Regions from separate parts of the Homo sapiens genome. Here region 2 is linked to region 1. A link is a loop called in an ENCODE intact Hi-C map of the cell type or tissue named here. Cell type or tissue: heart right ventricle. All regions are shown on one strand. Links, peaks and the distances in the headings refer to the core of each region. The heading gives the core; the rest is flanking DNA. Region 1 has its middle 21 kb from the start of RAPGEF1. Region 2 overlaps SETX (senataxin).

Region 1 (16,403 bases), core at 5,636-13,635:
AGGTTCTCCTGTGCTGCAGCATGCGTCACAGTGCCACTCCCTTTTCAAGGCTGAATAATATTCCTTTGTATGGATGAATGGACCACATTTTGTTTATCTATTTGGACACTCGGCTTTTGGCTACTGTAAATAATGCTGTTATGAATATGGGTGTATAAATATCTCTTTGAAACTTTACTTTCAATTCTTTTGGGTATATACACAGAAGTAGAATTACTGGATCGTATGATAATTCTATTTTTAATTAATTAATTTGTTTTTTGAGACGGAGTTTCACTCTTGTTGCCCAGACTGGAGTGCAATGGCACAATCTCAGCTCACCGCAACCTCCGCCAACTGGGTTCAAGCGATTTTCCTGCCTCGGCCTCCCAAGTAGCTGGGATTACAGGCACCACCACACCTGGCTAATTTTTTGTATTGAGTGGAGATGGGGTTTCGCCATGTTGGTCAGGCTGGTCTTGAACTCCTGACCTCAGGTGGTCCACCCACCTCAGCCTCCCAAAGGGCTGGGATTACAGGTGTGAGCCACTGTGCCCGACCTTAATTAATTAATGTATTGAGGCAGGGTCTCACTCTGTTGCTCAGGCTGGAATGCAGTGGCATGATCCTGGCTCACTGTAACCTCAACCTTCTAGGCTCAAGCGATCCTCCTGTCTCAGCCTCCTGAGTAGCTAGGACTGACTATAGGCATGTGCCACTACACCCAGCTAACTTTAAAATTTTTTAAATTTAAAAATTTCGTTATGTTGCCCGGGCTGGAGTATGTTGCCCAGGCTGGGTCTCAGCCTCCTGGGCTCAGGTGATCCTTCCACCTTGGCCTCCCAGAGTGATGAGATTACAGGCATGAGCCACCACGTCTGGCAGATTATTCTATTTTTAATTATTTCAGATACCACAGTACTGTTTTCTCAGCGGCTGCATCAATTTACATTTCCATCAACAGTGCATCAGGATTTCATTTTCTCCACATCCTCATCAACACTTTCTTTTCTTTTTTTTTTCTTTTTTTTTTTTTTTTTTATGAGACAGAGTCTTGCCCTGTTGCCCAGGCTGGAGTGCAGTGGCATGATCTCAGCTCACTACAACCTTTGCCTCCTGGGTTCGAATGATTTTCCTGCTTCAGCCTCCTGAGTAGCTGGGACTACAGGCATGTGCCACCACGCCCAGCTATTTTTTGCATTTTTAGTAGGGATGGGGTTTCACCATATTGGCCAGACTGGTCTCAAGCTCCTGACCTCCAGTGATCTACCCACCTCAGCCTCCCGAAGTGCTGGGATTACAGGCGTGAGCCACCGCGCCCAGCCTATTTTCTGCTGTTTTATAATAGCCATCCTAATGGATGTGAGGGAAAGCCGACTTCTGAGAACTGGCTTTTGTTTTGTTTTGTTTTGTTTTGTTTAGTTTAGTTTTGTGTTTTTTGAGATGGAGTCTTGCACTGTCGCCCAGCCTGGAGTGCAGCAGTGCGATCTTGGCTCACTGCAACCTCCGCCTCCTGGGTTCAAGTGATTCTCCTGCCTCAGCCTCCCAAGTAGCTGGGATTACAGGCAACGGCCCCTACGCCCGGCTAATTTTTTGTATTTTTAGGAGAGACAGGGTTTCACCATGTTGGCCAGGCTGGTCTCAAACTCCTGACCTCCAGTCATCTACCCACCTCAGCCTCCTGAAGTTCTGGGATTACAGGCGTGAGCCACTGCACCCAGCCTATTTTCTGCTGTTTTATAATAGCCATCCTAATGGATGTGAGGGAAAGCCAACTTCTGAGGACTGGCTTTTGTTTTGTTTTGTTCTTTGAGATGGAGTCTCGCTCTGTCACCCAGGCTGGAGTGCAGTGGCGCGATCTTGGCTCACTGCAACCTCCGCCTCCTGGGTTCAAGTGATTCTCCTGCCTCAGCCTCCCAAGTAGCTGGGATTACAGGCAACGGCCACCACACCTGGCTAATTTTTTGTATTTTTAGTAGAGACGGGGTTTCACCATGTTGGCCAGCCTGGTCTCAAATTCCTGACCTCATGATCCTCCCACCTCGGCCTCCCAAAGTGCTGGGATAACAGGCGTGAGCCACCACACCCGGCCGAGGACTGGCTTTTTACCTCTGCAATGTCTCCTCCCCCCAGAACCCTGGTCCCTTAAATCACACAAATCTCAATGCTGGGAAATCTCAGCTCTGTCTCAACAGCGATTCCTCAGCCTGAGAGCCATCAATGGAAGCCTGGGGCCGTCTGGACTTTTCAGTGTTAAATATGCATTCTCTCCATGCTTGTGAGAGCCTGTTCTAGACGCACCTGGCCGGGGGGCTGCCTGCTGACTCCAGCTCCTGCTTTGTTCCTCCCCCTGCCCCCACCACTGGGAATTCCAGAACAACAAGGCCTCTTGCTCACCTGGATAGCGAGGAGGGGCTGAGAAGACGCCTGGTTGCTGGCTCCGGTTGGCACCCAGCCTTGTTCTTCTCTCTTCTGCCAACTGCTTTTAATTTTATACTCTCTTGTCTTATTTTTATGAGCACTTGTGAGACATGCTTAATTGTTTGTCTTCTCCCAGAACAAGGAGGGTATAAATAAATAAATGAGAAATTCACAAGAGAGTGGGCTGGGCACAGTGGCTCACGCCTGTAATCCCAGCACTTTGGGAGGCCAAGGCGGGAGGATTGCTTGAGCCCAGGAGTTCGAGACCAGCCTGGGCAACATGGTGAAACCCCTTTTCTACTAAAAATACAAAAAACTAGCCAGGTGTTGTGGCGTGCGCCTGTAGTCCCAGCTACTTGGGAAGCTGTGGTGGGAGGATCATCTGAGCCCAGGAAGTCGAGGCTGCAATGAGCCATGATTGTGCCACTGTCCTCCAGCCTGGGAGACAGCAAGACCCTGTCTCAAAAAAAAAAAAAAAAAAGAGTGGTCTGTGGATATAACTAGCAAGGTCTCTTCTACACGCGGACTTAATAAAAAATCGACTCTTCAAAGTCTCCAGGATGTAACCACCACCAGCCTTACAGGTGACTTCACATCCCCTCTTCCTCACCCACCAGCCCCGATGTGGGTGGCATTAGGACCAGCTCTTCCTCCCCAGGGCCCTGCTGCAGTACAGTGAGGTCTTACTGAGTGCTGTGATGTCAGCTTTTGCTGTCACATGGTGGCGCTGTGGAGCCCTGCGTGGCTTTCGGCTCCCCACCTCCTCGCTCCGGCTGCTGTGAATGAACTGCAGGTGCTGTGTGTTTTCTGCTTCTCCCTTCCTCCTGGAGATTCTTTCCTGGGCTTTTTTTCCTGCTCCTATGCCACTGGCACCTTGTGGCCGCCCCCCCCCCCAACCACCCTCACCTTGTCACAGTAATACTTGTTACTGTGTTAGTTCTTTGTTTGTTTTTTAGAGATGGGGTCTTCCTATATTGCCCAGGCTGGACTCGAACTCTGGGGCTCAAGTGATCCTCCTGTCTACAGGTGCATGTCACCACACCTGGCTAATTTTTGTATTTTTTGTAGAGACAAGGTTTCAGCATGTTGCCCAGGCTGGTCTCGAACTCCTGGATTCAAGCCATCCACCCGGGTTGGCCTCCCAAAGTGCTGGGATTACAGGCATGGGCCATCGCACCTGGTGCTTTTTAGTGTTTGTATTGAATAATATTGTTATCGATTTTTTTCGGTTAACAGAAAAAGTTAGAAGGAGAAAGTAAAAACCACTCCGAATCCCACAGTTCTGTGATAACCACTGTTAACATTTTGGCAGAGAGGCTTTCAGACCAGTTTCCCAGAGTACGCTCCCTGGAACACTAGCCCTGAGAAATGCTCCTTAGGGGGAAAACGTGGGGAATCCCTTAGTCAAAAGATCCCGGGAAGAGCCGCATTCTTCTCATTGAGCATCACACATCAGCAAAGTAAAGGCACAGAGTTCAGCTTTGCCCAAATCAGTGAGCCCCTCAGAATCTTCCATGGGAACCCCTGGGATTGCAGCTTGTAAAATGCTATTTTAAGTTCTTTGCTATGAGTGGACCCCATGTATATGCACAAGGCACATTCTTAAAAAAAAAAAAAAAAAGGTTTGGCCAGGCGTGGTGGGCTCACGCCTGTAATCCCAGCACTTTGGGAGCCCGAGGAGGGTGGATCACCTGAGGTCAGGAGTTCGAGACCAGCCTGGCCAACATGGCGAAACCCCATCTCTACTAAAAATACAAAAAACAAAACTAGCCAGGCGTGATGGCACACACCTGTAATCCCAGCTACTTGAGAGGCTGAAGCAGAAGAATTGCTTGAACCCAGGAGGTGGGGGTTCTAGTGAGCCGAGATCGTGCCACTGCACTCCAGCCTAGATGACAGTGCGAGACTCCATCTCAAAAAAAAAAAAAAGTTTTACAAAAATTAGAATATACCAAATAACCCTCTTGTAATATTTTTTCTACTCAATATGTTGGCATTTTTTCATATTAATAAGTATAGCTGTATATCATCAATATAGTTTTAAAATTAATTTTTGATAGTACATGCACATGAATAGAGAACCCAGAAAGAGAGCTCTACGAGTATGCCCAGCTAATTTGTTGACAATGATGCAAAAAGAATGCAATAAAGTGGCTCATGCATGTAATCCCAGCACTCTGGAGGCTGAGGCAGGTGGATCACTTGAGCCCAGGAGAGTTCAAGACCAGCCTGGACAACATGGTGAAATCCTGTCTCTACTAAAAAAAAAAAAAGAAAAGAAAAAAGAAAAGATTAGCCAGGTGTGATGGCATGCATCTGTAGTCCCAGCTCTCGGGACATTGAGGTGGGAAGATCACCTGAGCCCAGGAGGCGGAGGTTGCAGTGAGCTGAGATCTCTCCACTGCACTTCAGCCTGGGTGACAGAGTGAGATCCTGTCTCAAAAAAAAAAAAAAAAAAAAAAAAAAAGAAAAAACAATAAAAAGGAACGAACTATGATCTATTGATACATGAAACAATCTGATGAATCTTCAGAGAATTATACTGAGTGAGAAGAGTCATCCTGTAAAGGTAATATATTGTATTTTTCCATTTATATATAATTCTTGAAATGACACAATTGTAGAAACGGGAAACAGATTAGTGGTTGCCAGCAGCTAAAGAGGGGGCAGGAGTGGGAGAGAAGTGGGGTGGCTAGAAAAGGAAACCAGGGCGGATAGTTGTGATGATCGAATGTTTTGGATCTTGACTGTATCAGTGTCAGTAGCCTGGTTGAGATAGCTTTCTATTGTCTTGCAAGCTGCTATCAATGGGTAAAGGGTACCAGAGATCTCTCTGTATTATTTCTTACAACTGCATGTGAATCTACAATTATCTCAAAGTAAAACTTATTTTAAAAAAATCACAAAAGTATTTAGATGATGAAAAGTACATTTCTTCCCCTCCCTGGGAGCAACCACTGTGCTCAGTCTCTCCATCCTTGCTTCTAAAAGCTGTGCTGTATTTCTCTGGGTGGCTGTGCCATATTTTATTGGATCAATGCCATATTGTTAGATGTTTAGGTTGTTCCTAATTTTCACCATTACAAACTGTATTATTATGAGCATCCTTGTATATATCTTTGCTAGAAGTGAGATTTCTGGGTGGAGAAATATGTATGTGTGAAATGCTGAAATGTTGATACATGTGGCCATATTGTCCTCTACAAAGATTGTATCAATTTACACTTTGCCTGAGCGGTTTATCTTCTGACTCTAACAAGCTATTAATACTTTTCTTCCCCACTAATCCACACTTTAAATTAAGAAAGGGTACCACCAATAAAAATCTTGGAGAAACCTTTCTCTGTAGTATTACACACAAACCAGGGAGTCGGGATGGGAAACAAAGGCATAGCTTCCGTATTTATCGAATTTCTAAAAGGCAAATACATCACCTCATCGCATAGACTTTTTTTTTTAAACAGTGAAAGGAAAACGCCATACACTTTACAAGATCAACCATGCCTAGTTTTGTTATAACATTTCCTTTAATCTTCACCTAAAAGAAGCCTTCTTGAAATCCTTTCTATCTTCACTTCCACTGCTCTGAAAAATAAACTCTGTAACCTCTTATTTCCTAGAGAGGAAAAAAGTTGATTTTCACAGTCTAACATGCCCAGCTTAGAACGAAAAAAATTGAACAGTCAATGCCAGACGGAGCATGAGCTCCATGGTGGGGAGCTGTGTTCTGGACCAGAAAGTTCTGGTTGTAACTCACTGCACTGTCACTTATGGGTTAGGGGATTTTGGGCAAGTTATTTAAATGCTCTTAAACCTGTGCTTTTGAGTGTAAAATGGGGATAATAATGGTGATTGACCTTGTAAGACAGGGAATATATGCTTCTACTACAGCTTCCAGGAAGGATGAGCCAGGTAGAGGTAGGGGTCTGCAGAACATCCAGGCAAGAGAAAGGTCAGGACTGGACAGTGGAGCTCCTGACGGCCACCCAGGGCCAGCCATCTAAGCCACTGTCACCAAAGCCACTATAAGCCAGACATTTACTAGCTGTGTGGCGTGCACCACGCCATGCTTCAGTTGCTTCCTCCTCTAAATGAAATTGATAGTAGTACCTGACTTCTAACTTGTTACAAAGCTGAGAAGGGAAAGTCTGCAAAGCACTTAGTTGAGTAAGCAATTAAGGGAGGGTGCAATCTGATGATTCATGGAGGCAGCTGCTCTTGCATTTGTATCAATAAAAAGGCTGCTACCTCCCAGACAGGAGAAGCAGGCAGAGGCAGTTTTGGCCAAAAGACTCCAAACCCCCAACTCTTTCCCTGACTCAAATAACCTTAATGCTCTTAGAGTCTGCCTTTCTGCAAACTCCACAAATCAGAATCTGCACACACAGCTTTTTTCCTTTAATTAAAATAGCTCTTATTGCTTTTTTTCATATCACAAAAGTTATAACACATTTATTGTAGAAAAATGCAAAAATACAGACAAGGAAAAAGAAGGGAGGAAGGGGAAGCTACAATCCTATTCTGTAGCTTCGAACTAGGAAATTAAGTGTGTTTCATAAAAGGAAGAGGTCTAGGAGGACCCTCTGGGGTTTTGAAAACAATGAGCAGAAGCCAGTATGCCTGGGACTTCTCTGTACCTGTACTTCACCAGCATTATCTCAGTGAGACCCTACAGCAATCCTAAGTCCACCTGATCACAGCCCTAAGTCCCCTCTGCTCAGAGCTGCTGCCAGCAATGAGCCCGGCACCCCTCCCCTTCCTTCGTTGTCTCTGGGTTTTTATTTCTAGGTTGTTCTTAAAGTTTTTCTTTGATTTTTTATTTTTTTTCGAGACAGAGTCTTGCTCTGTTGCCTAGGCTGGAGTGCAATGGTGTGAGCTTGGCTCACTGCAACCTCTGCCTCCTGGGTTCAGGCGATTCTCCAGCCTCAGCCTCCCAAGTAGCTGGGATTACAGGCGCATGCCACTGTGCCCGACTAATTTTTCTATTTTTAGTAGAGACGGGATTTCACCATGTTGGCCAGGCTGGTCTTGAGCTCCTGACCTCATGATCCACCTGCCTCGGCCTTCCAAAGTGCTGGGGTAACAGGCATGAGCCACTGTGCCTGGCCTGATTTTTTTTTTTTTTTTTTTGAGAGATGGGATCTTATTCTTTCACCCAGGCTTGAGTGAAGTGGCACAATCATAGCTCACGGCAGCCTCAAGGTCCTGGGCTCAAGTGATCCTCCTGCTTCAACCTCTCAAATACCTGGGACTACAGGTGCATGCCACCACGCCTGGCTAATTTTTTGTTTGTTTGTTTTAATGTTGTAGAAACGGAGTCTCACTATGTTGTCCAGACTGGTCTCAAACTCCTGATCTAAAATGATCCTCCCACCTTGGCCTCCCAAAGTGCTGGCATTACAGGCACGGGCTACCATGCCTGGCCATTTTTAAGGTTAGCAGACAAACAATAAAGCAGGATAGTCTTACATGTACAGCTTGGTGAGATTTTACCCCTAGATAAACACCATCCAGAATAAAATCTAGAACCTTCCCAGTATCCCCCTCCCCCACCCACCAAGGCACCCTTATACTGCTTCCAGTCAGAAGGCCTCACCCTGCTGGAGGTAACCATTATTCTGATGTGTATCGCCATAGATACCTTAGGCCTTTTTTTTTTTTTTTTTTTTTTTTTCGAGATGGAGTCTCACTCTGCTGCCCCAGCTGGAGTGCAGTGATGTGATCCCAACTCACTGCAACCTCCGCCTCCCGGGTTCAAGTGATTCTCCTGCTGCAGTCTCCCGAGTAGCTAGGATTCCCGGGCCCACCACCATGCCCAGCTAATTTGTTTTTTTTGTTTGTTTTTTTTTTGTTTGTTTTTTTTTGATGGAGTCTTGCTCTGTCGCTCAGGCTGGAGTGCAGTGGCATAATCTTGGCTCACTGCAAGCTCTGCCTCCTGGGTTCACACCATTCTCCTGCCTCAGGCTCCCGAGTAGCCAGGACTACAGGCACCCGCCACCAAGCCCAGCTAATTTTTTGCATTTTTAGTAGAGACGGGGTTTCACCGTGTTAGCCAGGATGGTCTCAAACTCCCAACCTCAGGTAATCTGCCCGCTTTGGCCTCCCAAAATGCTGGGCTTACAGATGTGAGCCACCACATCTGGCCCTTAGACCTGGTTTTGAACTTCATGTAAGTGGGAAGTTTGGGTCTAGCATCTTTTGCTCCATACTATGTCTGACATCTGCTTATGCTATTACCGTAGTTCTTTTTTTTTTTTTTTGAGACAGGGTCTCGTTCTGTTGCCCAGGTTGGAGTGCAGTGGTGCAATCATAGCTCACTGCAGCCTTGATCTCCTGGGCTCCAGCAATCCTCCCACCAGCCTCCTGACTAGCTGGGACCACATGTGCATGCCACCACACCTGGCTAATTGAAATGTTTTTATTTTATTTTTTTATAGAGACAGGCTGTCACTAGGTTGCAGGCAGGTCTCAAACTCCTGGCTTCAACTGATTCTCCTACCTTGGTCTCCCAAAGTGCTGGGATTACAGGAATGAGCCGCTGTGCCTGGCCAACATGTAGTTCTTTTTCACTGCAGTATAATATTTCATTATATGAACTATATATGACTACCACAATTTGTTCATCCAATCTACTCTTTTTTTTTTTTTTTTTTTGAGACAGGGTCTTTCTCTGTCATCCAGGCTGGAATGCAGTGGTGTGATTTAGGTTCAGTACAGCCTCCACCTCCTGGGCTCAAGTGATCCTCCCACCTAGGCCTTCCAAAGGGCTGGGATTACATGCATGGGCCACTATGCCTGGCCCATTCTGCTATTGATGAGCATTTGGGTTGCTTCCAGGTTTGGGTCATTACTAATACAGCAACCATAAACATCCCTGTGCCTGTCTTTTTTAAGTGTGTGTGTGTGTGTGTGTGTGTGTGTGTGTATGTCCAGATTTCCGTGTGCACACCCAGGCATGGAGCTGCTGGGTCTCAGGGCACATGTATATTTCACTTCAGCAGCCAAACATTTCCTGAGTCGTTGTACCAATTTACACTCCTGTGTGTTTCCTTGGCTTTAAAAACTTGCAATGATGATGTTGGTAGCTGCAAAACACACACCAGGAAAGAGTCCCAACATTTCCCTAAATCCCCACTCAGTGTGGCATTGAATTTGTAGGTGACAGGGTACACAGTTTGCACTGGAATCCTGCCTTGCTGTTTTCCTTCTCACCTATTTATGCTGCCTTCACATGATCCTGACACAGGAGCACACACACGCACTCACACACACGCACACACGCTTGCACACTTGGGCCAAGGCATCTACGTGGGGATTCCACGTTGCGCCTTGACCCAGCCACTGGGAGGGCGGCACTGGTTTCGCCCTGGCCCCGGCGCCTGGCTAGGCCTGTAGGCTGCCCCGGCAGTGGCTGCCATCTGTTCCAGGCGGGGCGGGGCCATCGTGTGGACGACGTGGGGTGTCCGCAGCGCCGGGGTGAGGAGGGGCTAGGATGGAACAGTGGCGGCCAAGGGCGCGCGGCCCTCTGGCGGGCCTGGCTGCCGGCGGAGTTCTGCCATGCGGCCACCAGAGGGCGGCACAGTCCCACAGAAGACAGCCCCGCCCGGCGCCTCCCAGGAGCCACCCGGGAGGACCTGAGAGCCAGCGGCGGACCTCGCTGGGAACTGGGTGGGTCGTGGGGAGCCCACGTTCCCCTCGCCTCACACCCTGCTGTGGTGGACTGAGCCCGGGGAAGGAAATCCAGAAACCACTTGGCTTCTGTCACTCACAAGCTCTGGGACGTTGGGAAAATGATTTGGCCTCTCTGTGCCTCAGTTTCTGCACCTGTAAAATGGCAACACCGTAATGATAATGGCCCACCCCCCTGGGGTCCTATCCCGAGGCTCAGTACCGATAACAGTGTTAGAACTATGATGACGGCCATTGCTGGGAACATTGCAGAGCTAAAAACTAAAATAAAAATAAAAAATAAAATAATGATGATGGCCAGGCATCCTGGTCCACGTCTGTAATCCCAGAACTTTGGGAGACCGAGGTAGGAGGATCACTTGAAGCCAGGCGTTTCAGACCAGCCTGGGCAACATGACCAGACCCCATCTCCTCAAACAATACAAAAATCAGCCAGATGTGGTGGCTCGGGCCTGTAATCCCAGCTACTCAACAGGCAGAAGTTGGAGGATCCCTTGAGCCTGGGAGGTCGAGGCTGCGGTGAGCCGTGATCACGCCACTGCACTCCAGCCTGGGCGACAGAAAAGACCCTGTCTCGAAATAATAAAATAATAATAATGATGATGATGATAATAATAATAACTATGGTCTATTGAGTGCTTACTTCATGCCAGACGCGGGGCTGGTGCTTCCAAAGCCTTCACTCATTTAATTCTCACAGCCACCCTCTGAAGATGTGAAGGCAGGTGGGATGGGAGAGCTTCAGCGTCGGTGCCATCTCCACCCTGAGCATGTCCCCAGCTGTCCTGCCCTCCCTGGGTGTGTCTTTCTCTTCTGTCTTCAGATCACAGCCCACCCCAGAGGGTACTGTGATTATCCCCACCAGACAGATGGGCAGACAGAGGGCAGAGGGGCAAGCCAGCCTGCCCCAGCTGTAGGAGCCAGGCTGGGGCTCCCCGACTCCACCCCACACCGTCTGGCCAGAGCACCTGGTCAGAGTTGCTGGACAACAGTCAGTGGGCATTGGTAAGGCCCGAGGCACCATGCAGATATGTGGCTGTCATCTCCCCGGGAGAAGTGAGCATGGAGTTGGCCGGCCTGGGGCTCCATTCCACCCCCTCAGCCACTGCTGCTTCCTCTGTAGTGTGAGGGGTAGAAATCAGTGCTTTGCCACCAGGTGCGGTGGCTCATACCTGTAATGCCAGCACTTTGGGTGGCCGAGCTGGGCGGATCACCTGAGGTCAGGAGTTTGAGACCAGCCTGACCAATATGATGAAACCCCATCTCTACTAAAAATACAAAAATTAGCCAGGTGTGGTGGTACACATCTGTAATCCCAGCTACTCAGGAGGCTGAGACGGGAGAATCGCTTCAACCTGGTAGGCAGAGGTTGCAGTGAGCCGAAATCGTGCCTTTGCACTCCAGCCTGGGCAACAAAAGTGAAACTCCGTCTCAAAAAAAAAAAATTTCTTTTGCATTTTTAGTTGAGACGGGGTTTCACTATGTTGGCCAGGCTGGTCTCGAAGTCCTGACCCCAAGTAATCTGCCTGCCTCGGCTTCCCAAAGTGTTGGGATCACAGGCATGAGCCACTGCCCAGTCTGCAATTTTCTTTTGAAGAAAATAGTCCTGATGGTAACCTTTTATTTTTATTTTTAATTAATTAATTATTTTTTTTGAGACAGGGACTCACTCTGTTGCCTGGGCTGGAGTGCAGTGGTGCAATCACACCTCACTATAGCTTCGACCTCCCGGGCCTAAGCATTCCTCCCACCTCAGCTTCCCAAGTAGCTGGGACCACAGGCCTCAGCCACCATGCCTGGCTCTGATGCTAAAATTAACCAAAAATAATGTTTAACGCCACCAGACTAGATAATTCCTGAGGCCCTTCCTAGTTCTAAATATTTTATGAAAACTTTCTTGAACCTATTTGTATTTTTGGCTGGTAAGTTCAATTTACCTTTACCCTACTGGGTCCAGACTTCCTCCTCCTCCTTGTCCTCCTCCTCCTTTTTTCCCTCCTCTTCCTCCTTCTCCACCTACCCTTTCCTCCTCTCTCCTCCTCCTCCTTCTCTTCTTCTATCTGAGAGATTATCTTTCTCAAGTTTTAGGCACTCACCATTCCAATCCCAGTTTTGGCATTCCCAGGTTTTTTGTTAAGTCTCTGTCCTACCCTGCTTAGCTCTGTTTCTGTGGCCTCACTTGTGCCTGTCCTTCCCGCTCAGTTTCCTTTCTGGATCAGCATTCTAGCTTTTCCCTCTGGAGTTTTCCATGAGACTACCCTTTACCATTATCTATCTGGTCCTTCCCTAGACAAGATCTGTGGCATTTCTCAAAGAAGACGGCAACTAGGAGACCACATGGCATTCTGGGAATGGGTCACCCGGGTCTGGGAGGAATGAGTTTGTTATTAACAAGTGAGAGAGAAAAGAGCTGTTCCCGTGACGAAAAGGAAAAAGAGCATCAAGTATAAATGCACGCTTTTTCATCACCATCTCCTGGTCTCTGCTTCCAGCCTTTTCTTTTGAATGTAGAGATAAATCCACTCTATTTTAATAAACTCCACATTTTATGCGGTTTTCAAGGTGTATTGGAAATAGGGTAAATTTTGATGCTAGCATATCTGAAAGCATTTTAAATAGCATCTATTCTGCTGGGGAATCAAGTAGTACGGCAAGAAACACTACTTTGCCTGTAAATAAACTACCTTCCATCCTAATCTGTAGCCCTGCTCTGAAGGAGCGCCTAACACTTTCTACACAACACGGGTGGAGATGTCCACATCTTCCAGAGGACTCAGTGTCCTTCACGATGACGTATCCCCTTCTGCTGCATAAGAACAAGATGATCAGTCAGCATCAGCTAATCAATCAATCAATCAATCATCAATCCAGGAATGTTCCTTCTCTGCCTAACATGGACCTCGTAATGTTACAAACATCGGGGAGGGGCAGGGGATAAGAAAACAAAGCCTCCCCCCGTAACTCCTGCTCCCAGGGCACAGAAACACATTGTGTCTTGAGAGCAACATCAGCTTCAGCTTTGGGTGCTGCCATGAAATGCAGCACGAACAGTGATAGAAGAGAGTTTAGAATAAAATCTGTATCCTTGCCCTGGCCCCCAAGGCTGTGCCTAGCCCCCCTTCCTCCTGGGTGTCTGCACCTATGCTCCCCATGCTCTTGCCGCGTAGCCCTCCTTCAGCTCCTGCTGGGCCGACCTCCTGCTCCCAGCCCTGCACACGTGGAGTCCCCACCTTTCAGCTCCTCTTCAACCCCTGTCTCTGCTTGGCGGGATCCCTCAGAGATTCCCAAAGGAAACCAGGTCCCAGCATTAATTCCCTTTTTCAGCACGCTTGATCAAAGTGGGTGATTACATCTTTTTTTTTTTTTTTTTTTTTTCAGTCAGAGTCTCGCTCTATCACCCAGGCTGGAGGGCAGTGGTTTGATCTCAGCTCACTGCAACCCCCACCTCTTGGGTTCAAGTGATTCTGCCTCAGCCTCCTGAGTAGCTGGGACTATAGATGCATGCCACCATGCCCAGCTAATTTTTGTATTTTTAGTAGAGACAGGGTTCACCATGTTGGCCAGGCTGGTCTCGAACTCCTGACCTCAGGTGATCCACCCACCTCGGCCTCCCAAAGTGCTAGGATTACAGGCGAGAGCCACCGTGACCGGCTGTGATTACATCGTGTTCATTTAATTTTGGCCTCCCTGGCTGGACTGTGAGTTCTGTGTCTGTCTGTGTCATGGTATCCTCAACGTCCAGCAACGTGTCTGCACCAGTGTCTTGTGAGTGCTGAATAAATGAGAGTGTGCACTAAGGTTTGATGAGCAGCCACAGGGGCAGAGCGTGGGTGCAGTGATCAGTTCTCCCGGGCAGGAACTGCCAGGCAATTATCCCAAGGGATAAATCCTGTGTCCAGCACAGCAATTGGCCCTGCAGGGATGTGGGGGAGAGGGAACAATGGTGGGCAGGGGGAGAATAAGACAAACCATGGCGGGGGTGGTGAAGGCCTGAGAAGGAGATGGAGCCATCACAGGTGTGCCAACTGCAGCTGTGTGCCAGGGAGAAAGAGATCAGTCCAGCTCCAGGCTTAGGGCAGGTCCTCTCTACAGCAGGGGCATCAGATAATTAATCCAGTTGATGTTATTGAGTGCCTACTATGTGCCAGGCACAAGCTCCGGATGCGTGGATACAGCTGTAGGCAAAGTCCCTGCTTTCATGGAGTATTCATTCCAGGCAGGAAAGATTACATGCAAGTAAATATCCATTTATCTCTGTTGATGAATATTTGGGGATTTTTTTCCCCAGCTTTTGGCTATGCCCAATTAAAAAACCTGTGGTTTATCCATTTCCTAGCAGAGCGCTTAGCAAAAACAAAAACAAAAACAAAAACAAAAACAAAAGGACTGAACTACAGGTACACACAACATAGAGGAATCTCAGAATAATGATGTTGTGTTCAGTGAAAGAAGCCAGACCAAGAAAAAAAAAAGAGTAGACAGGGCGCAGTGGTTCATATCTGTAATCCCAGCACTTTGGAATGAGGACAGATCACCTGATGTTAGGAGGTCGAGACCACCCTGGCCAACCATGGCCAACACAGTGAAACCCTGTCTCTACTGAAAGTACAAAAATTAGCTGGGTGTGGTGGCGGGCACCTGTAATCCCAGCTACTCAGGAGGCTGAGGCAGGAGAGTTGCTTGAACCAGGAAGGCAGAGGATGCAGTGAGCTGAGAAAAGAAAAAAAAATAGTACATATTGGAGAATTTTTTTTCGAGATAGAGTCTCACTCTATTGCTCAGGCTAGAGTGCAGTGGTGCGATCTCAGCCCACTTCAACTTCCACCTCCCGGGTTCAAGCGATTCTCCTGCCTCAGCCTCCTGAGTAGCTGGTGCTACAGGCGCATGCCACCATGTCTGGCTAATTTTTTTTTTTCGTATTTTTAGTAGAGATGGGGTTTCACCATGTTAGCCAGGATGGTCTCGATCTCCTGACCTCATGATCCACCCACCTCGGCCTCCCAAAATGCTGGGATTACAGGTGTGAGCCACCACGCCTGGCCTGGAGAATTTCGTTACATAAAATTCTAGTAATGCAAACTAAACTACAGTGATGAGAAGTGGCTCTGTGGTTGCCTGGGGACACTGGGGGCTAGAGGTTAGTACCTCCAGGGTACCACAGGGCGTGAGGAAATTTGGGGGGAAAATGGGTATTGTATTAGTTTACTAGGTCTACCATAACAAAGGACCACAGACTAGGGGGCTCAAATAACACAAATTCATCTTCTCACGGTTCTGGAGGCCAGAAGTCCGAGACGTCGACAGGATGGGTTCCCTTCGAGGGTAGTGAGGGAAGGCTCTGTCCAGGCCTCTCCCGGCTGGTAGACAGCTGTCCTCCCCTCGTCTTCCCTCTGTGTGTCTGCGTCCACATCTTCTCTTATTTTTTATTTTTATTTATTTATTTATTTATTTATTTTGAGACGGATTTTCTCTCTTGTTGCCCAGGCTAGAGTGCAATGGTGTGATCTCGGCTCACTGCAACCTCTGCCTCCTGGGTTCAAGTGATTCTCCTGCCTCATCCTCCCAAGTAGCTGGGATTACACGCACCTGCCACCACGTGTGATCTCGGCTCACTGCAACCTCTGCCTCCTGGGTTCAAGTGATTCTCCTGCCTCATCCTCCCAAGTAACTGGGATTACAGGCACCTGCCACCATGCCCAGCTAATTGTTTTGTATTTTTAATAGAGGCGGGGTTTCACCATGTTGGCCAGGATGGTCTCGAACTCCTGACCTCAGGTGATCCACCCGCCTCGGCCTCCCAGAGTGCTGGAATTACAGTGGTGAGCCACCGCACCCAGCCAAATCTTCTCTTCTTATGAGGATAGCAGTTCTCATTGGACTAGGCCCACCCAATTACCTCATTTAAAATGAATTAGCTCTGTAAAGAACCTGTCTCTAAATACACTCATATTCTGAGGTACTGGGGGTCAGGGCCTCAACAAATAAATGTTCAGAAGATCTCATTTCACTGCCTAACAGGCGTATTCACTATCTTGACCCTAGTGATGGTTTGACGGGTGTCTACATATGTCCCAAAGTATCAAATAGTGCACTTTAAACATGTGATGTTAATTACGCCTCAAAAAAGCTGTTAGGAATACAAGTCAATGAACATATCACCCATGCGGCAATGCTCCCTATGAAGGGAGAGGGCTTCCAGCACTGGAGAGGGCTGGTGGGAGGCTCCATCTTTCTCAGATGGGGAAGAGGCAGAGCATTGCCTGAAAGGGAACGGCAGGAGGGAAGGCCTCAAGGTGGGAGCCACGGGGCTCATT
Region 2 (16,403 bases), core at 4,504-12,503, 510 kb after region 1:
AGGATGGATCCCAGGCAATCAGAATTTTTTTTTTTTTTTTTTTTTTTTTTTTTGGTTGTTGTTGTTTGGGACAGTCTTGCTCTGTCACCCAGGATGGAGTGCAGTGGCACAATCTCTACTCACTGCAACCTCCGCCTCCTGGGTTCAAGCGACTCTCCTGCCTCAGACTCCCAAGTAGCTGGGATTACAGGCGCCCACCACCACACCCGGTTATTTTGTGTTTTTAGTAGAGACGGGGTTTCACCATGTTGGCCAGGCTGGTCTCGAACTCCTGACCTCGGGTGATCCGCCAGCCTCGGCCTCCCAAAGTGCTGGGATTACAGGGATGATCTGCCGCACCCGACCTCAGAATTTTTTTTAAAAGCCCCCAAGTGAGCCCAATGTGCTCCCTAAGGTTAAAAACTCAAGGCTGAAAACTACCAATCTGACAATTCTGTTGCAATGCTGCTTGAAAACAAAGATAACTGTGTCTACTGAGCTGACAGGACAGCAACAGAGTTCCTCCTCCTGCAGTTTCAAACACCCAAACTACGAATATGCCATTTCTGCCATTTGACTTGGCAAATGCCTTCTGTGTAGTAGGACAGGGTGACGATAACTCACGTCTTTGGAGTCATGGAGGGATCCCTTGTGTACAGAAACTGCCTTTGTGGTGCTGTACAACATTATCAATTCTATTTGAGCTGAGGCTAAATTTTAGTTTCGTCCCTCAATTATTTATTCCTCAATGAATGGTGAAACCCAGGAGGTGGGGGCGATTGTGGGGGCGGATGGGTCAGGAAAGAGATGTCTGGTGACTTCAAAAACCATCACTAAGGCTGCTGCATAACCAATTCCACAAATGACCACCATGCAGCACTCATCTCTCGCCAGGCCATTGGGCAAATTTATTACTCCCCCTAAGTCCCAAACACACCATTTTACCCTCCCTGGTAATTTGTGTATGCATACTGAACAAGCCAAGCAGGCCAAGTGGGCTGTGTGCACACACTTCTGGGTACAGAAGGAGACACAGAGGCGGAGGTCAAGTGCCTTTTAACAGGCACAAGTGTGGGGAAGCTGACTACATTTCCTGAAGTTTATTGTTTTATAAAGTGTGTTCCACTTCCATAACCATCAGCAATTACCCCTGGCAAGGGCAATTCTACCCTGTCCCTCCACCAGTGCTTCTGGCAGCTCCTTTCACGGGTCACTGTTCATCTGTTCCTCCTATCTCACCTCCACCCCAATTCCAGCCTAATGATCAGCACATATTTCTGTTGGACCAAACTTCAGTCTGTAACTAAACAGCACAGCTGGCCTCAATGCACCTCATTACTGTACAGAGAAGATTCCAAAAGGAGCTAGGAAGGAGGGCCGGGCTGGATAATGAAACTTTTTATATCTGAATTGCACAAATCCCCACCAAGTAATTTCAGCATAAAGCAAACCAAATGGCAGACGAAATGATGTTAGTACCTTGTAGTTTACTTCATAATACATAACCTCTAATCCATGTCCATCTTCTTGTTTCTGCTTTTAATTCTGCCATTTCCTCTTAAAATTTAGGGTTTAACAAAGACAACAGGGCTGTTTGCCAAATCGCAGCTATTAATTCACAGCATAGAAAAGTCAAAGCTATAGCAAAAAATTGCTAATCTGCACAACTTTAAAAAATAGTTCAGTACATTTTTGTTATAAAATTCATTTACAGGAGGTTATTCACATGTACTTGTCAAATTTACTCCTGATAATTCACAAAAACATACAACTCAACAAACTGTGCACAATAAATCCAAGGCAAATTATATACAAAGAAACAAAACAAGCTTTTAAGTAGCACATATTCATTTGAAATAACTAATATTGAAAGAAGACAGGGAACTTTCTTTTAATGCCATGGCAAAGACGAAGCGAAGAGCCACACTTCACACCTTGTAAAAAGAATAGCCCTGTTCAACAACGCTGCGCTGACAGCCACATCAGGAGGGGCCACGGTGAACATAGGAAATGGCTTTGGCAAATACTTGTACCAACTGGAACGAGTGAAGTTTCAAAAGTAATGTGAGGTACAACTGCATTCCGCTGTGAAAGGCCGTCACAGGACACAGGCTCGTCTGTTAGAAAGGATGATCTAGTTCTACCATTAATTCTTGCAGAATCAGATCTGCTGAGTGGTGAACCAACAGGTGAACACAACGTAAGAACAGGCATCAAACTTCACTGGAAATAATATTGTTCAGTGTGTGGCGGCAAAATATGCATTTTAGAGAAAACTTATTTCTCAAATCATGTGTTAATAGTATTAACATGAGCAGCGTGAGAGACATCCTGACCCCAACGTTTTTGCCATGCCTCCCTTTAGAAGCTTAGGAGTTTGTACATTCCCTAAGTGGTCAGCACTACAAGTGTCTGCTAAAATGGGCACTTCATCAAGATAACAGGAAAGCAAACTTAAAGTAACGAGATTTCTTCCCAAAGGCACATGGAAGAAGCTGATAGAGCCCTTGACCCAGACAGAATGGGACCCATCCCTACCCGTCCTGAACTGTCGCACACTGCATGGCCAAAGACAAACTCTCCACCCCCACAGAGGAAGCAGTGGCTGACTCTGGGGACAAAGCACTCCAGGAAGTCACCTGCTCCCTGGGTTTCAGGAGTATTCAGTTGACCGTCTGGACACCAGTGAGGGAGACACAGGTAATGAAATCAAATGCTCAAACTTTTGGCAACCGAAAGTTGTTTTTTAAAGCTCTTTATAATCTGCTCAAGTAGAATTTCTAACACAAAACCCTTTTTTGCTTAAAAAGCAGATGACAAAGGAAATGTCAAATAATGCACATGAATCTTCAGCTATTTTCCTACCCCCAAATGAGATATGGGGCTGCACAGCATTCACTACAGATCCCTAGTTTTTACAACTGTCAACTGTACATTCTCATGTTTAGGATACTCCAGTTCACTGCGTGGATATTTGGAAAACTGGACAAAATCAGGCAGCCCACCCCTCCCTTGTCCCGAGCTTCCTCGATCTCCATTCACCATGACCAATTTTTTCCCCCACAAAAGCACTATCACCTCTAATAGTAGCTGGAAACACCTATCAGATATTCTAAACAGCATGTATTTTTACCAGGTAGATGATTTCTGAAGATCACAGGAAGTCTACCACTCTCTTCCCAGTTCTGAACTCCTCTGGTTACGCTTCATTTTAAATCGGGTGCTTCTTTCCCGCCCAAAATATTCTATTTGGCCTGCCCCAGTGGTTCCCAAGCTGCCTGGTGATCAGAATCCCTTGGGAAATGTTGAACACACAGCTTCCCAGGCTTTCTGGAAAACTAGTTAGATCTGTCTGACAATCTGTAAGCTGAGGCGATTCTTCCACAGCTGACCCAGCGCTAATCTAGCATTTGGCAACCAAATGTCTGTACCTCACCAGTCACACAAGGCTCACAATATGCTGGGAGCATTTGAATGATAGCTCAAGAATTATTCTTTCACTCCATATTCTTCTCTCTCAAGAAGATTAGGAATTTTAGCTAGGGAACTATGTGCATACTGAAACAGGTAAATGAACTCATCACAGAAATATAATACCCTGGGCCAATGCACTCTATCTAAAAATGCACCATGTCAGCAAGACTTTACCTAACATAACCGTGCTGCCCAAAGTGTCCCCTAGGAGACTCCAGGTTTTTGGGGGGGTTTTTGCTTTTTTTAATAGAGCCAGAGACACCTGACCCACCAGCACTAACTCAGCTTATTCCAAGCTAGGCTGTTAAATAATTATCTGTCTTGCTCTAACAATGGTTGAAAGGACCCGCCCTCCTCCCATCTTTTTTTTTTTGGTAATATAAAGTTTGTTCTGTTGAAAACTGATTAACATTTTAAACAGGGGGAAAGAAAAGCGGTCTACTAGATTAAATTTTAAAAGGATTTTGTTATTTGCTATACAAATATACATTTCAACTTTTACAACATTCACTCCAGTCTGACCTCCTTGTCTATAGAAGACTAAGAGATCAACATTTCCAGTCTCTGACTTCAAGGACATTATTACGGATACACAATGCCCTCTGAAAGCTTTTGCAAATGACAGAAAATACTGAAGATGACCAGAGGCTCAGGTGTTAAGGATGCATTTTCCATGTTTTCCAACAGCACACAAACTCCTTACAAAAAACAAGCTTATCTAGATGGTCCCACGAGCTGGTCATCTTCAGTTTACAATATGCTGTGGCTGCTGGCCCATGTCACTGGGCTTTCCTATAAAAGCTTTCTTTTCTTGGAACTGCTGTCCTCCTGCTCCAGTGTCCTCTTGTCCCACCTAGAGTTCCTCCTGGTGTGATGGGTCTCGGAACCACACTTCTCCTGCTCCCCTTCACTGAAAGCCCTGGCCTCTCTCCTGTGACAGAGCTCCTCTTCCGGGTCATCACATTTGCTCTGACACGTGGAAGCCTCGGGACTGGCAGCTGGAGGTTCGCCCCGCACGGGAGGTTTGTGGCTGCTCAGAGCAGCCACTACAGCAGCGGGCTGCTGTATATGGCTCAGGTCCTGGTGAACGACAGGGAAGCCCGGCTCGCCCGTAGGAGGTGTTGCTCCAGGATGCTGGGGGCTCGAGGGTTGTGGATCCCAAAGGAATATTCCTCCTTTGACCTCAATGCCCATCCTCTTCAGCAGTCGTGGGTCCTGAAGTTGGTCATGAACAGGAGGTCTTTCAGGGTCCTTTGAAGTAACAGTAAGAGTAATTTCCTTGGAGTCAGAGGGTGTGTGGTATAGAGAAGCAGCAACAGATGTCTTGGCAAATCCACTGTCTAGCTTGCTGCTGGGCAAACCACCCTGGGGTCTGGACCCCTCTGGGGCTATGGTAGGAGGGTGAGTGAGACTTCTCTGCAGCACAGGCTTGAGTTTCAGAATCTTCACTGCATCATGTCTATAGTTTTTGTCACAGGTCTTAATAATGGCACCACGCTTCTGAGCATCCTGAATCAGCTGATTCCAATGCTGGTTTTCCTTGAAACAATGAGAAGGGAGAAATAATTACACCCCAAAGAGACACTGCTTGGGAAGCATAGAGTTCCAGCTTTCATTTCTGAACAAATAATACATATTATTGTATGAACATATTCTCAAGATTCATTACTCGTCAGACAAGGATGAAAGGAAAAAATAAATTCAAATAAAAAATGATAAAGTCCCATTCCTAAAAATAAGACCTGGTCACAACCTATAATGGAGAACTTCAACTTTTGTTTTTTTTTTTTTTTTTTTTGAGACAGAGACTCACTCTGTTGCCAGGCTGGAGTGCAGTGGCGCGATCTTGGCTCACTGCAACCTCCACCTCCCGGGTTCACGCCATTCTCCTGCCTCAACCTCCCGAGTAGCTGGGACTACAGGCACCCGCCACCACGCCCGGCTAATTTTTTGTATTTTTAGTAGAGACGGGGTTTCATCATGTTAGCCAAGATGGTCTCGATCTCCTGACCTCATGATCCGCCCGCCTCAGCTCCCAAAGTGCTGGGATTACAGGCAGGAGCCACCGTGCCTGGCCGAACTTCAGCCATTTTTATCAGTGCATTCAACTGCAACGCAGGTCTGCACTAGTCACTAGGAGCATCATGTTGCTATTTATATTTCAATAAATTAAAATAAAAAATTCTGTTCCTAAATTGCATCAGCCACATTTCAAGTACACAGCGGTCACACACGACTAATGGCTATTGTACTGAGCAGTGCAGACACAAAACATTTCCGTTATCACAGAAAGGTCCTTTGGACATTGGTGATCTAGAGTACTGCCTACACCTCTTGGCAGGGCTAACGTTCTGAAACAGGAAGGTCTGGTTTCAGAAAGCAAACTTCTGAGTGCATGTGACTATTCTAGAAAAAGGCCCAAGGCTTTCACTGGATTTCTAAAGGCCTCCCAAACCCCGAATGGCTAAAACATCTTCATCCACCGAGATCTCAAGATATCATCTCACTTTCTGCCTGTTTCCTACAGGAGCTTAAGATATTAAATCCCATCGGGAAAGTTGCCAAACACATGCACCTCTCCTCTCTTCCCGAGTTTCTTCAGAGGAGGCTGCTGCTTTACAACCACTAGAATTCGGGTCTCTTTAGAAAGAAGAAAGAAAAGAAGAAAAAGGATAGCTACCCTCTCATGGGGGCTCCTGTACTGTTCATAAAGGTATGTTAGGGAAGCAGTGAGGCTGCACAGTATTTACTTGCTGTGTGACCTTGGTCAAGTCACTTGACCTCTCTGAGCCTGTTTCCTCATCTGTAAAATAGGAGTAATATTTTATTTAATGGATTCTAAAGTGCACGTTGCTTTCACATTTTAGCATTTCTGACCTTGGGGAGCCTCTTGGCCATGTACCTATCCTTGGAAATTACATGATGAGGCAATTATAACCCTTAGACTTTTAGTCAATAAACCATTTAAAAATAATGCCTGAAAACCTTCTACAGACATTTTCTGATAAGACAAGATAACACCAGCATTAAAACTTATGCACTGGGCCAGGTGCAGTGGCTCATGCCTGTAATCCTAACACTTTGGGAGGCTGAGGCGGGCGGATCACCTGAGGTCAGAGGTTCAAGACGAGCCTGGGCAACATGGTGAAACCCCGTCTCTACTAAAAATACAAAAATTAGCCAAGTGTAGTGGTGCACAGCTATAATCCCAGGTACTTGAGATGCTAAGGCATGAGAATCGCCTGAACCCAGGAGGCGGACGTTGCAGTGAGCTGAGATTGTGCCACTGCACTCCAGCCTGGGCAACAAGGTGAGGCTCTGTCTCAAAAAAAAACCCCCAAAAAAACCTTATACACTGGAGATAAAGGGTTCTAAGAAATCCTGGAGACAATGGTGTAACTCTTAGCAAATGCTAAATTGCCAACCTTATTATTGCACTTGGGATGAATGACAACACTGATGACTATGGATTGGGAAGTGATTCATTCGTGCTAAATTCTGAAAGTGAAATATTTTTAGGAATATCTTAACCTATTATTTTACTTGTATTTTCTATGTATGGATAAGAATATGGTAAAAATCTGTCTAAAGTCTTAAGAGTCCTTTCAATAAATATGAAAGTTCTAAGTGAAAATAAGGCACTGTGTCATAGTCTAATAATGGTACATAAAATAGTGGTGTATATTATAATGAATGGTTTCTTGAATTTGATGAACTATGGTAATAAGCTGACTTCACAGTAGTTTTTCAAGGTTTGGAGAAAGTCATGTGACCAGAATAAAATGCTTGGCCCGGTGGCTGGCATACTGAAGACAGGTCTGTGGAGGGAGCGCCAGGCTCTGGGGGCTCAGTTCTCTTTCTCACTCAGATCTCTAGAGATCCTTAGCCTGTGGCTCAAACACATATGTGAAGCAGATGGCCTTGCAATTTTTGCTAAGTTCACTACACCTAAACTTGGTGTTTAATCCATTCCTAAGATCACAGAAACAGTTCTGAGCAGGCACTATTAGCCTTGGTTTCTCAGAGGAAATCAAACGCTTTAATGATTGATCCCATTCCCATAAGGGGAACTAGGCTAAAAACTTAGAAACAAAAGCAAATGAATCCCCAAAACAACAAAGAAAAAGCCCAAGGACAAAAAAAGTTAGGAAGCCCAGCTGACATGTCGGGAAGTTTCAGATTCTCGTCTGTCTCTTTTTGTAGCACTGCCTTCCTAGAGTGAAGACAATGTCGGTGCCATTAGCTGGAGGTCAGTGGTCTGCACAGTTGTGCAAGTGTGACCCAGGGGCTCCCAAACACTGTCTAAACGGAATGTGAAAAAGGGTTACAGAATAACCTTGCAAACCCTACTTCCCATGTCCTCCTTGGGCTGCCCTGCCTCCTGCACCCCACCCTTCACAATCATGATGCGCCTCATCCATCCAGAGTGCACTGCCAAGACACATCAACACCATGAGGTGCCAACTTAAGGGAGGATGAAAAACAGTAGTGCCCACAAAGCCTCCTTTAATCAAGGCATCACTAAAAGATGTATCTCTAGCAACATTTCATTTACTTGTCAGGTTTAAACATGATCAAAATCTGTGATATTAAATATATTTGTCTTGTTTTGCTCAACTGTACAAATAAGTGTTAACAGGCTATTCAATTGATAAGAGATCACGTTTTAACACTCAGATGCTTATGGTCACAGGAAAAGCAATTTTTAAAAATCCAAACCTACATTTTGAGATAACTATAGATTTACAGGAAGTTGCAAGGAAAGTACTGAGAGGTTGCATGCACCCTTCACATGGGTTCCCCAAATAGTGATAAAAATCAACTTTTTAGGCCGAGGTGGGATGACTTTAGCCCAGGAGTTTGAGACCAGCCTGGACAACATGGTAAGACCCTTTCTCTACTAAAAGTACAAAAATTAGGTACATGCGCCTATAGTCTCAGCTACTCAGGAGGCTGAGGTGGGAGAACGGCTTAAATCCAGGAGGCGGAGGCTGCAGTGAGCTGTGATTGTGCCACTGCACTCCCGCCAGGGGAAAACAACTTTTTAAACTTTCAAGTTATACAGAAATTTTTGTGAGAGAGGTGTAGATCAGTGAGATTAACTTAAAGGCTTTTAATTCTAAAAAGAGATTACCCCAGTGAATCTTAGCCTAAACAAGCAGGAATGGAAGTACAATTTCAAAGAGAGGAAAAAATAAAATAATATTGCTTTCTATTCCACTGGATATATTTAAGAGTGATGTAATAATTTTAATTGCTGTATTTTAAAATGTCAATATTGATAATACATCAGAAGCATAATCTTCAGTAATATTTAAACTTACAAAGATTTTTTCTATCAACTTAAAAATAGGAGGTACATAAAAATAAACGGTACACAGCTTTTAAAACTTCCTTCAGAGCAGGCACACAGACGACAAAGGCTGGAGGTGATAGAGGAGTGAAACAAGAAAGAAGGTGTATCTGAGCGCCACCTGGTGGCAGGAACCAAAACCAGGGGAAACAGCCACCAAGTTGGCTCTTCTTAGATGAAATCAATGACTTCATAAAAAAGAGAAATGAGGAAAACTACAAAGTTATTACCCCTAATAAGACAAACAGCAAATACGTGCTACATCTAGCTGTGATATCAGTGAATTAAGCTGTACCATTTGTCTACTGAAGTTGGAAACTCGTACACCTCTTCCAGAGGGGCGCCTGTCCTGGCAGAAGAATGCCGGAGGCGCTAAGTGCTGGAGAAACAGAGTGAGCAGCACAGCTCCCAGTGCCAGCAGAAAAGCAGAGCAGAGCACGCGCCTGCAAACTCTCTCTGGCATTAAGCTGGGCCAATAACAGCCACATTTACTGAGTGTTTACTAAGTGCCAAGCAATTGCTTTGGCACTTTACATCTGTGGGTTTAATATACCTTCTTAACAATAATCCTATGATGTGGATAATTTGTTTTAAAATGGTCACCTTGAGAGCCCAGTGTAGATACTTGGGTTCTGGGCTGAAAAAAGGCGAATGGTTCACGTGTACACAAAAGCTCCTAGGAAGAAGTTGCTGGAAAACATAACAACCATTATTTTGTAATCCAGAAATCATTTACACTTTGATGGAAAATAAGAACAAAAACTCAATCCAACAACAGTAACAATGGGTAAACTTCTGAGCTCTCTGGTACCTACCATCAGGGTCCTCAAATGTCCGAGGATGAAGAGGCTGTACTTGGCTCGTGTGATGGTGACATTCAATCTCTGCAAACTTGCCAGGAATCTAGGCAATAAAAAAAGAGTTCCTTCTTTGTCTAGAATGACTTAACATGCCCATGTGAGACAAAGGTGGACTCTAGAATGACTCAACGTGCCCGTGTCTGACAGAGGTGGAATCTTGAATGACTCAGTGAGCCCGAGACACAGGTGGACTCTAGAATGACTCAGCGTGCCCGTGTGAGACACAGGTGGATTCTAGAATGACTCAGCATCCTCATGTGAGACACAGGTGGACTCTAGAATGACTCAGCGTGCCCGTGTGAGACACAGGTGGACTCTAGAATGACTCAGCATCCTCATGTGAGACACAGGTGGACTCTAGAATGACTCAGCGTGCCCGTGTGAGACACAGGTGGACTCTAGAATGACTCAGCATCCTCATGTGAGACACAGGTGGACTCTAGAATGACTCAGCGTGCCCGTGTGAGACACAGGTGGACTCTAGAATGACTCAGCATCCTCATGTGAGACACAGGTGGACTCTAGAATGACTCAGCGTGCCCATGTGAGACACAGGTGGACTCTACAATGACTCAGTATGCCCATGTGAGACACAGGTGGACTCTAGAATGACTCAGCGTGCCCATGTGAGACACAGGTAGACTCTAGAATGACTCAGCGTGCCCGTGTGAGACACAGGTGGACTCTAGACTCAGCATGCCCATGTGAGACACAGATGGACTCTAGAATGACTCAGCATGCCAGTGAGACACAGGTGAACTCTAGAATGACTCAGCATGCCCATGTGAGACACAGGTGGACTGCAGGCAGCTTTTCCGGGACTCCTTCACTCCTCTAGAAGTCACAGTGCTTTCTTACTCTCCGTCCCAATACAGGGTACCGGGCACAGAAGAATTCCTATTAAAAACAGGAAACAAACCAAAACCTCGGGGCTTCCTTCAAAGTGATGCATCTATCAATTTCCTATTTTTACCTGGATAAGATAATTGGAAATTTTAACAGTGCAATCTTGAAGCCTTGAAAAATCCTAAAAATGTGGTACCAGCCTAATCACTTTATTCTTACATTTAAATATATCTAGACTGTTAAGATATTGTAGAACTAGTGTAGAAATACATGAACACCAGATAAATATTTCAGTAGATCAGAAAAAGAGCTCAGAAATAGAATTGATGTATGATAAAAGTGAAATTTCAAATTAGCTGGGAAAGAAAGGTCTATTTATAAACTGACCCTGAGATACAACTGGGCTCTGTATATGCAGCCCATCCCAGGGAGGGGCAAAGATTACTTTAATTACTATTTTATTTGAAAACGAACTAATTTATAACCTGTAAATTCTGTCTGCTTCTCATGACAAGAAACAAATAATCATGTAAGAGTCTTGGGCTTGGGATATTTTCTGTCACTCATACAGGTGTCCTTAGCATCTTAAATAAACTGACAGTAGTTAAGGTGAACAAATTTAGCCAAAGCAGGAAAACACAGAAAACAATGACACTTTGACACATACCATGGGGAGTAATATGCCTCTGCAAAGTATAATCTAATTATTTATTTGAATCTTATTAAATAAAAGAACAGATTCACACTATGAAATGGGTTAATATAAAAGACACCAAGGCCGGGCGCAGTGACTCACGCCTGTAATCCCAGCATTTTGGGAGGCCAAAGTGGGTGGAGCACTTGAGCTCAGGAGTTTGAGACCAGCCTGGGCAACCTGGCAAAACACTGTCTCTACAGAAAAATACAAAAATTAGCTGGGCGTGGTAGCACATGCCTGTAGTCCCAGCTACTCGGGAGGCTGATGCAGAAGAATCGCTTGAACCCAGGAGGTGGAGGATGCAGTGGGCCAAGATTGCACCAAGATCTAACAGTGGGTCTATTTCACAACTTAAAAGAGAAACTTTCATAGTATTACACAGGTTTTCACAAAAGAAAATTAAAAAAGCAAATGGTGTTCTCTAACAGTGATAATGAACCTAATCCTGAACTATAAACAAGCAACAATGTATACAAGTATAAAAGAGCAACAATGACAGTAACTCACCCAATTGAACCTTGGATGCTATTTGCTCTGACACACGTAACAATAACACAATCCTTCTGCCGACCCTGGAATGCATCCACAGTGTCTACTTCTGCTGGTCTATTTACAAAAGAGAAACATATTTACTGGAAAAAGGAAGATAATTATTAAGTATACATATTTATAAACTAGTTTTTTGGTTTTTTTTTTTTGAGACGGAGTCTCACTCTGTCGCCCAGGCTGGAGTGCAGTGGCGCGATCTCAGTTCACTGCAAGCTCTGCCTCCCGGGTTCACGCCATTCTCCTGCCTCAGCCTCCTGAGTAGCTGGGACTACAGGTGCCCGCCACCATGCCCAGCTAATTTTTTGTATTTTTAGTAGAGACTGGGTTTCACTGTGGTCTCCATCTCCTGACCTCATGATCCGCCCGCCTCGGCCTCCCAAAGTGCTGGGATTACAGGCGTGAGCCACCGCGTCCGGCTTAGTTTTTTGGTTTTTGACAGTCTAGCCTCACTCTTGTCCAGGCTGGAGTGCACCAGCATATTCATAGCTCACAGTAACTTGAACACCTGAGCTCCGTCTCAGCCTCCTAAGTGGCTAGGACTACAGGCATGGACCACCACCCTAATTTTTCCATGTTTTGTAGAGATGGGGTCTTGCCATGTTGCCCAGGCTGGTCTCAAACCCCTGGCCCCAAGCAATCCTTCCACCTCACCCACCCAAAATGTTAGGATTATAGATGTGAGCCACCATGCCTGGCCTTACAGTCTTTATTTTTAAAGAAACTTAAAAAAAAAAAGAGAGAGAGAGAGAGACAGAGTCTCACTGCGTTGCCCAGGCTGGACTCAAACTTCTGGGGCTCAAGCAATCCTCCTTGCCTCAGCCTCCCAAGGAGATGCATGCACCACCATGCTCGGCTGCTAAGACATTTTAAAAACATTTTCTTGGAGGTTAGCCTGAATTTCCTCCTCTCTCCATTCCCTGGCAACCACTAATACACTTCCTGTCTCTACAGATTTTCTTATACTGTGAGTTTCACATAAATGGAATTACAAAATGTGATTATTTGTGACTGTTCCCTTAGCATAACATTTCCAAAGTTCATCCATGTTGTAGCATGTAACAGAACTTCATCCCTTTCTTCATTAATATTTCATTGTACCACATAGTACAAGTTATTTACTTAGTGTTAAGGTGGCAGCGCTCCCCAAATTGATCTACAGATGTAATCCAACTGCCTTTTTTACAGAAATGGTCACGCTGATACTAAGTCTTTGGCTGGGCATGGTAGCTCATGTCTGTAATCCAAGCACTTTGGGAAGACTGTGTGAACTCAGGAGTTTGAGAACAGCCTGGGCAACTTAGGAAGACCTTGTCTCTACTAAAAATGAAAAAACACACAAAAAATGCAAAAAACAACACAACACTAAGTCTTCCAGTCCATGAAAACAGGATGTCTTCACATTTATTTAGGTGGTTTTTTTTTTGTTTTGAGATGGAATTTCGCTCTCGTCGCCCAGGCTGGAGTGCAATGGAGTGATCTCAGCTCACTGCAACCTCTGCTTCCCGGGTTCAAGTGATTCTCCTGCCTCACCCTCCAGAGTAGTTGGGATTACAGGCGTGTGCCACCATGCCCAACTGATTTTTGTATAATTAGTAGAGACAAGATTTTACCATGTTGGCCAGGCTGGTCTTGAACTCCTGACCTCAGGTGATCCACCCACCTGGGCCTCCCAAAGTGCTGGGATTACAGGCATGAGCCACTGCACCCGGCCTATTTAGGTGTTCTTTAATTCCTTTCAACAACGTTTTGCAGTTTTCAGCGTACAAGTCTTATACTTCTTTGGTTCTATTTATTCCGAAGTGTTTTATTCTTTTTGATGCTATTGTAAATGGAATTGTTTCAACTTCCTTTTCAGATTGTTCATTGCTAGTTGCATCAAAATATAATCAACTTTCACATATTAATCTTGTATCCTGCTAAGCTTATTATCTCTAATAGTGCCTTTGAATGGCTTTGTTAGGGTTTCTAGAAATAAGATCATGCCACCTATGAAGAGAGAGTTTTACTTTTTTCTTTCCAGTAAAGATGCTTTTTATTTATTTTCCTTACTTAACTGCTCTGGCTAAAACCTCTAGTACAATGTTGAAAAAAAGCATTAAGAGTTTCAAACATCTCTCCTGATCTTAGAGGAAAGGCTTTCATTCTTACCATGAAGTATAACGTTAGCTATGAGTTTTTTGTAAATGCCTTTTATTAATAAAAAAAGTTCCTTTGTATTCTTTTTTTTTTTTTAAATCATCAAAGCATTTTGGGTTCCGTGCAACTTTTTTTTGTATCTACTGAGCTGATTATGTGGGTCTCCTCATTCTTCTAATATGGTATATCATATTGATTTTCATATGTTGAAGCAATCTTGCATTCCTGGGATAAATCCCACTTGGTCTTGATGTATAAATCCTTGTAATAACCTGCTGAATTCAGTTTGTCACTATTTTGTTGAGGATTTTTGTATCTAGTCATAAAGGATTTGGATCTGTAGTTTTCTTGTGATACTTTCCCTTGGCTTTGGTATCAGTGTAATACTGGCTTCAAAAAATGAATCTGAGTGTTCTATTTATTGGAAGCATGTGAGAATGACTTGTGTTCATTCTTCTTTTAATATTTGATAGAATTCACCAGCTTAGCTTGGTTCTGGGCTTTTCATTATTGGGAAATGTTTCATTATTTGTTATAAAGGTCTGATTTTTTCTTTTTTTTTTTTTTTTGAGATGGAGTCTCGCTCTGTCACCCAGGCTGGAGTGATGCAGTGGGGCAATCTCAGCTCACTGCAGCCTCCGCCTCCTGGGTTCAAGCGATTTACCTACCTCAGCCTTCCGAGTAGCAGGGACTACGGGAGCGCGCCACCACGCCTGGCTAATTTTTGTATTTTTTTTCAGTAGAGATGGGGTTTCACCATGTTGCCCAGGCTGGTCTCAACCTCCTGACCTCAGGTGATCTGCCCGCCTCAGCCTCCCAAAGTGCTGGGATTACAGGTGTGAGCCACCACACCCAGCCTACAGGTCTGATTTTCTATTGTTTTCTAGATTCGATTTTGGTAGTCTGTGTGCTTCTAAGTTAAGATGATTTTAAGGTTATGGATCTCCAATATTTAATCTTTAATTTTACTGCTGAGGTAAGAAGGAAACAAAAACATGATTTTCATTCTATACATAAAGGCAATACAAGGGTTAAATCATTTATTTAAAGTGAAATGTTACTTTTAGTCTTGCTAGAACAAGAATTCAGATGAACAAGTCATGGAACTAAAAGGTAAAGACCTGGCAAGTTTCTTAGTCAATTCCACTGCCAAGGAGAATGTTGACATTCCAACTGCCAGGAAGTAACCTGTCTACCCAGGAGCCACACAGCACAAGTCTATGAAAGCCAGCAGCATCCCAGCTTCCTCGTGCCGTATCACCAATTTGCACAGACCACTCCTTAAGAGTTTCCCTTTTCTTCTTTCCTTCTATATCCTCTCATTCTAATTCAACAAGAAAATTGGAAATATTTATAAAAATGCCTCACCCTTTTCTATCGAACTCTTTGTCCAAATCCTTCTGAATCATCGTCTTCTGGGCCTTGTAATGAGTTATTATGCCAATGTTTCGAAAACTAACATCCTTTCTTTTGTCTTTAATAAGCTTAATTATTTCCATCACCAGTTTTATTTCTTGAACATTTATATATGAGCTAAACAAGATGGAAAAAGAAAACACAGTGTTATCAAAACTAATAGCAGGCTAATTGCTAACTTAAGTTCCACTGAGTTTGTTTCCCATTATAGTAAAGGGCAGGCAGATAGGCTTCATCTTTTATTCAGCTAGCAGTGACTCCAAGAGGCTGTTACAATGACCATTAATATGGTATATATGAATAAATGTGAAAATACTATGGTAAATATGAATACATGTGAAATGCCCAGTGAAAAATGAAGTTGTAGAGAGAAAAGAGTTTGAAATCAACTGAAGTTTAGGCACCACTTTCTTCATCTGTTGAAACAGGGAGAGCAGTATTAAGAACAGCAGTATTAATAAGAACAAAGATGTGAATAAGAGATAGCTAACATGAATTAAGGATTAACTATCTTCCGAACACTGAGAAAATGCTTTACATGTATGATCTTCCTTGTCCCTCACCACTGGCTGCATACAACACACACCACACAACCGAGCAGCTGCCATCCACACAGACTCAATGTGAAGGATGTGTCCCACTTGACCCCAGTTGAACAACATGGGGCCCTGGAGCAGGTTCATGTCCTCTTTGTAGTCCTCAGCAGCCTCATATCCTGCACTCTCAACCCCTCCTGAAAACACATGCTCCCTCATGACCATACCGGACCCAAAATGCACCAAGACCAGGGGATGCACTGCCCCATCCCTTGATTCCTGAGGCTACCTTACCCGCCTTGCTTTACGAGCCTTAAATACCCATTCTCCTAACTTTGAGACTTACTAAATGGACAACCCAATCAGCTAGCGATCTCTTCCATCCCTGAAATCCTCATGATGCTCTGCGGCTTAACTCGCAATCCTCTGCTCTCCTCCAAGAGGCCTCATTAAAACCTTTAGGCTGCAGTCCCTCCAGCACTACAATCCCATGGCCAACAACTCCTCTGTATGTGTAACCTCTTCAATGAGTGTTCCCTACTTCCACCTCTGTATCT

The links. Hi-C counts contacts between places; a loop is a spot of excess contacts. Peaks named below come from ENCODE experiments on the same cell type or tissue, not always from the same donor. Only the 100,000 strongest peaks of a DNase experiment are listed, where the experiment ranks them.
Region 2: it touches region 1 in a loop (18-fold over the local background); 91 of 110 quality-filtered maps call a loop at or near these places.

Annotation. Positions count from the first base shown.
Region 1 is chr9:131,752,666-131,769,068 of GRCh38, forward strand. No RefSeq gene overlaps it. Among named protein-coding and RNA genes, the nearest start is that of RAPGEF1, 21 kb to the left of the region's middle. RefSeq lists an enhancer at 2,430-3,037. In heart right ventricle, for the core only: CTCF peaks have their summits at 9,971 (motif pointing right) and 10,181; a DNase peak (open chromatin) is centred at 9,966; H3K27me3 peaks cover 896 bases.
Region 2 is chr9:132,259,994-132,276,396 of GRCh38, forward strand. SETX (senataxin) reads right to left here. Exons shown (of 26, transcript NM_015046.7): 23 at 15,263-15,427; 24 at 11,717-11,815; 25 at 9,622-9,709; 26 at 1,363-4,992. The coding sequence ends at 4,246. Among named protein-coding and RNA genes, the nearest start is that of SETX, 87 kb to the right of the region's middle. RefSeq lists enhancers at 8,690-9,676, 9,359-10,558, 9,677-10,662 and a silencer at 9,763-9,937. In heart right ventricle, for the core only: CTCF peaks have their summits at 8,926 (motif pointing left) and 9,133; DNase peaks (open chromatin) are centred at 7,868 and 8,918; H3K27ac peaks cover 3,010 bases.